Regions from separate parts of the Mus musculus genome. Here region 2 is linked to region 1. The links are chromatin loops, found by intact Hi-C in ENCODE. Cell type or tissue: heart. All regions are shown on one strand. Each heading gives the region's core, and the rest is flanking DNA. Links, peaks and the distances in the headings are about the cores only. Region 1 overlaps Mad1l1 (MAD1 mitotic arrest deficient 1-like 1). Region 2 overlaps Mad1l1 (MAD1 mitotic arrest deficient 1-like 1).

Region 1 (2,909 bases), core at 197-2,696:
GTGCAGTAGCATTTTAGGTGTGGGATCCCATGAGGAAGCAATCAGAAATGCATGACACTGCTGTAACCTATCTGGGAAAGTCAGGAAGCACCTTTGGATTCACAGCTCAGAGGACAGCTATAGGTCTCACTGGGGCAAGACTGGGGCATGACTAGAGTGGGAGCTGCTGAGCTTCAGCTCTGGCGATGGCTTGTGGCAAGGCTGTGCCATATGAAGAGGCCACAATCCAGGCTGGCTGCTTGTTCTTTCTGCCCATGAGATTCTCACCAGGCACATTGGGCCTATGCTGTCCCTGCACGGAGGAGAATCCCTCACTGACACTCTTGGCAGAATAAAGCAAGTCACACGAGTTGTGGAACCTGCCTGGGTCCTGCGCTTATCTCCCCACTCCACTCTCTGGCTGCACACTTGTTCCAATGTCTCACAGGTGGCCAGTAGCCAGGAGTGCAATCCACTGGGGCTGCTGTGAGCTGCCACAACCCAGCTCTCCAGCCTCATCTGAAAGGTTAACTGGGGTTCTAGTGAGCTGTGCCATCATCAATGTAAGTGTGTTAATAGTTGTTTTATTACAGCACATTTAGCTCCATGAGAAACGCCAACGAGGAGAGATTTGTGGGTCTGCTCTCTGACACCTTGCAGCTCCCTGGTATTTTCTCACTGAGAGATCTCATCTGTGCTGCCATATGCATTCCACATAGGTCCTTAGGAAGATGATCGTCAGGGCACAGCCAATGTTTTGTGTCAAGTGACCAGTGTTGTCAGGATTCAGCTCCAGCAGATATATGCTCCCTGTCAGCATCTCGCTGTCACCCTGCTCATGGGTATATGTCAAGCACCCTACCTTTCCCTGCAGGATGTAAGGTTGGCAGGTTCTTCCTCCTGTTTTGTGTCCCAGGGTTATGGGAAAGCCAGTTGGAGGCTCAGCTGGGTGGAGCAAGGTGCTCTTGCTATTTCATAGTCATCGTCACTGTGAGTGTTCATCAGTTTAGTCCAGATGAGGGAGGGTGAGGAGCCCCCCTCCCCAACATACACACCTTGGAGATTCCTGTTACAGTTGGTCCTCCTATGCATGGGCACTCTGGCCTCTTGAAGCAGGCTGGCCCTCAGTGACCTTCCTCCTTTGGGCCTAGGTGTGCTGGTATCATGGCTGTGGTGAGTTAGGCTCCTGTGAGCAGAGCCCTAGTGGCTTTTCTCCTCAGCCTGTGGCTCTGCTATTTATGCTGGGTATGCAACCTTTGCTGTCTAGAGTGGCCATGTATTCAGACACTTGCCGCATTTTCACAGGAGTCACTGAGAGACAGTTGTGCCCAGTCAATCACAGAATTCCCTGTCCCCACTAGAGTCCTCCTCATACTGTAGGGCCCTTGAGGAGCACAAGGTCTGGCAGATCCAGCCCTTTGAGGATGGAATAGTAGCTGGATTTAGCAGTCTAGAGGAGGAAGCCAACCAGGGGGTCCTAATTCACTGGAGTGGGGAACCATACACCTTCTGCCTCCACCAGGTGGCAGCAGACAGGCTCACTGCTTTCTGGGCCTCACCACTGGCCTGGTGGGGGTTAGGTCAGATGCAGGAAAGGATGGCCTGGAGGAGGGAATAATGGGGACCTGGGCACATATTGATCAGAGGCAAGGAGCAGGCAGGTGTGAGAGTCCCACAGCTGAGTGGTCTGTTGTGGAGGGAGTTTGGAAGGACCTTAGCTTTGGCCAAGGCTGGCCTTGGCTTTCGACTTCCCAGCTATCTTGGAGCTTGGATTTAGGAGGTTACTCCCTCCCTCAGCACGACTCCTTTCCATTCTGTTACCTGCTCTGTAGAGTCCAGTGTACAGCTGGGTTTCCTGTGAGTCTCCATTTAGTGAGAAGGGAGATGGGCAAACAGTCTTACTTTGTCGTAGAAGGCAAGCTATACATAGGCCAAAGGAAGAAGAAGTTGCCTCTGGACAGGCAGATGTGGGCTCCTGGGGCCTTGGTGAGTCAGGAGGGGTATGTCCTGAGTCAGTTCTGGGGATTTAAGGTGACTTATGAGGATGACTGGTAGGAAAGATCCCTGCCACAGTGAGCCAGGAAGCTGTTCCTACAGAAGCCATACAGCTTGCTGTTTAAAGCCCAGACCCTGGTCATCACCAGCCCCTGAATGTTGTACAACCACTTTAAGCTTATCTCCAGCTAGCTTATGAATAAATGAGACTCGGACTATGGTTATTTTATTTGGCTTTGACAGTTACTGGGGGTCACCCTAATTTACTCTTCTAACTGCTGGCCTGGCTACCTCTCTAGTGGGATACCCCAGATACTTGCTGTTTCTCCTGACTACGCCATGGCCCCATCTCCTCTTATGGTGGCTTCCTCTTCTCCTCTTATTCTTCTTCCTTTTCCTCCTGGCCTCTTCTCACACCTCTCTCTTCTCCACCCCCAACAAGGGAACTCCAAACCTACCTACTAGAAGTTCCTCCAGTAATTGTCCATAGCCAATCTTATTTAACCAATTGTTTTAAATCAAGGAACAAGGTTTGCACAGCAAAAGCTTGTAAACATGAGAATATCCTCGTAGGCCTAGACCTTTGGGTACAGAGTTTCTCATTACAGTACAAAACAACAGACCAAACGCCGGGCATGGTGGCACACGCCTTTAATCCCAGCACTCGTGAGGTAGAGGCAGGCGGATTTCTGAGTTCGAGGCCAGCCTGGTCTACAAAGTGAGTTCCAGGACAGCCAGGGATATATAGAGAAACCCTGTCTCGAAAAACCAAATAAATAAACAAACAAACAAACAAACAACAGACCAAACTCCAACAACTGTGTACTTCACATGAAGACCTATGGCCTTGCTGTCATCTCCAGCCCCTACCCTTTTGAGGAGAGCACTACTGGGCCAAGACAGCCACAGCTTGGTTCTATCTCATTCTGAGGTCC
Region 2 (2,909 bases), core at 100-2,599, 84 kb after region 1:
CTGAGATTTGCTCAGGGTTTATCGCTCCCTGATGAAGCTTTCACATTTCCACTGTAGTGTAGATGTGACCTTCATAGCTGCCTTGCCTCTGCCTTTTGAAGCAGCCTTGTAAACACACAGAGCAAATTTGCCTGCCTGCTATGCTTCCTCCATCCATCCCACACAGATCAGGCATGACGCCCCAGGTTCCCAGGGAGGTACAGTTGCTCATAGAAGAAGCTCTGAAAGTCTTGTTGTCTTGGCCCTAAGTCACCCCCCAATGCCCTACAGGAAGCTTAGCCTGTGAGGTGTTCCAAGTCCACTGGGGTAAGGTGCTACAGGACAGACAGCGATGGGGAGCAGCTCCAGTTCTCAGAGAGCACTGCCTTGGCCTGGGGCCCTGTGTGGCCATGGCTCTGCTATTATATACCTAGGGATAGCATGTCTACGCTGGCAGGTAGCCCTGCCTTCAGCTCCTTGTCATCAATGGTCAGGCCACGGGACAAGTGATAAGAACAAAGTAGGGGAAACCAGGTAGTGATCGACATGTGTCCTTTGTACTACTCAGGAGTCAGGAAGCGGTCCATCCATCCCAGGGCAGCACATTGTCAGGCCCACCCACAGCCCCACTTCATGGATTAGCCCATATGTATCCCTCAGCCTCCTGCAGCTTACACTCACCCAGCCTCCACCTGGTGCTCACACAGTGGGTGTGCACTGGATGGGCCAAGTGCCCTGTCCATCTTCCTCCATAGCATAGCAGGGACAAAAGCTGTGGAAGGTACTCAAAGAACAAAGAGCCTGAGAAAGGGACAAAGCAACCACCCTCAACTTCCTGGTGTGGGCAGAGATTAGGCCCAGGTTATGGGCACCCACAGGACCTCTTGAGAGTTTGTTAGAGGCCCTTAGTGTCATGCACAAAGGAAAGATCACTACTACCGGGGGCAGCTTGAAGGTCCTACCTCTGACTCAGGCTACCACAGCCAAGTCCTTATCCTCTATGTTGCTGTGGCTCCCACTATGGTCTGCCCCCTCCCTCTGTCTTCCTGGCTCCCACCATGATCAAACCTTTGTCTGCTGCCGTGACTCCCACTGTGGCACCCACTATAGCCCACCTTCTCCACCTCCTCTGCTGGCTGTGGCTCACCCCAGCCCCAGCTGTTCTGTCTCACAGCGCCTTCCTAAGCAACAGAGCAAGAGGCTGAGTGAGGAATCCTGGGCTCAATAAGGGACACCGAGATTTCATCCTGGGGCTGTCCCTAGTAGAACAGCCAACAGCCTAAAGAGCAAAAGCCGGGAACACATGGCCTTCTTTAGCTACTGGCTGTTATTAGTGCTGCTGTGGAAGTGGCAATGGTGGCAGAGCAGTGCTATCCACCCAGCCAGCCTGCCAGCATGCACCCAGCTTGGCAGATTTCTCACAGCAGTGCCTGTGTCCCGGACACTCCAGGGTCACATTCTAGCCAAGCATTCCTGCTTCTGCCAGGTCACCATAGAGCTTTCTCAAATGTCACCAGATCTAAAAGAACATCATAAGTGGCCAGGATTAGAGCAGAGTTAGGAACAGGGTGGGCCAATGGGGAAGTGAAACCCAAAGATGGGAAGGGTATGTTTTCTGTCTGGTGGGATAAGGAGATAGAGCCTTGGGCATTGCTGGCAGCAGCTGGGACACAGTGGACTCTGACACTGATGGGGTTCCACTCTAGAGAGGGTCTCCTTGCTCACCCAGAAGCTGCCCTCCGTGCACATCAGACTTCTATCTCTCTACCCTCCTCCTACCCTCTTTGCATTCATAGGATCATGGAAACAATGGGGGTGGAGTGACTGTCTGATCACTCACAGCTGTAGGCCAGTGGTTCCCAACCTTCCTAATGCTGAGACCCTTTAATACAGTTCCTTGTGTTGTGGTAACATTCCCCCGACCCCCCGCTATAAAATTATTTTTATTGCTACTTCATAACTGTAATTTTGCTACTGTTATGAATCATAATATAAGTATCTGTGTTTTCCAAAGGTCTTAGGTGACCCCTGTGAATGGGTCATTTGACTCCCAAGGGGTCACAATGCACAGGGCACAGGCCACTGCTGTAGGCCACCGTGGAGCCCAGAAAGGGAGATTTGGAAGAGCAGGGAAAGGAGTGCAGGATGAAGCAGACCTCTGGATGTAGCTGTGTGCCACACCCTACTTGTACTGCTCTGGGTTTGCCTGTGCCCACTTTAGGAGCTGGGATTTGCAGCCACTGCTTTGGGAGCTGTCCCTCCCTTGGTGCTGAAGCTGGAATCAAAGGTGAGGTCCTGGCCAGTTGAATGCTATCCCAGGTACCAAGCACCATGTTGGCTACTGCTCCCACCCCTGGCCCCCTAAAGACGCCACTGCTAGAAGGAACACTGTCTGAAGAGAGGCTGCCATGGAAGGTTTATTCTTTCTCAGGGCTTGCAGCTTTGTACCGATGTCTCTGTGGTAACTCAGCTTCCTCACTGCTCCACTCTGTGCCACATGCGACCTGACCTTCTGTGTAAGCAAGAAGAAGGGCCCTCTGGTCCCTGTGCGGGGGCAGTTCAGCCAAAAGTGGGTGACAGGCAGCTGTCCAACAGGCCCTGGGAGAGACAGAGCATTGGGTAGAGAAGGCAGTCCACCGCTCTCGCCCTCCCTCTTTCCCCCCTGACAGGCAATCAGGCCCATTCACAGGCTCCTGTTGGCAGAGGCCGGCTTCTGGAGGCTTCCTGTCTGCCAAGATAACAATGAGATCTAGATAGACACTTTAATTTGAATTTGCCTTTTTGGGTCCCCTGAATTTCAAATGGAGTTGTTAAGAACGCACGCTGACTTCAAAACCTGCCTCATTCCTTCAGTTGAGTTGGCATTGCCTACCAGGCTCTGAGATCTCAGTGGTGCAGGAGGCAGAGTGCCCTGAGACCCCAGCAGCAGA

The links. Hi-C counts contacts between places; a loop is a spot of excess contacts. Peaks named below come from ENCODE experiments on the same cell type or tissue, not always from the same donor. Only the 100,000 strongest peaks of a DNase experiment are listed, where the experiment ranks them.
Region 2: it touches region 1 in a loop (2.1-fold over the local background); 2 of 42 quality-filtered maps call a loop at or near these places.

The regions. Positions count from the first base shown.
Region 1 is chr5:140,138,998-140,141,906 of GRCm38, reverse strand. The region is part of intron 12 of Mad1l1 (MAD1 mitotic arrest deficient 1-like 1); the gene reads left to right. Among named protein-coding and RNA genes, the nearest start is that of Gm30492, 45 kb to the right of the region's middle. In heart, for the core only: a CTCF peak has its summit at 1,495 (motif pointing right); DNase peaks (open chromatin) are centred at 376 and 1,506.
Region 2 is chr5:140,054,963-140,057,871 of GRCm38, reverse strand. The region is part of intron 17 of Mad1l1 (MAD1 mitotic arrest deficient 1-like 1); the gene reads left to right. Among named protein-coding and RNA genes, the nearest start is that of Gm30492, 39 kb to the left of the region's middle. In heart, for the core only: no CTCF peak of the experiment used is centred there; a DNase peak (open chromatin) is centred at 1,381.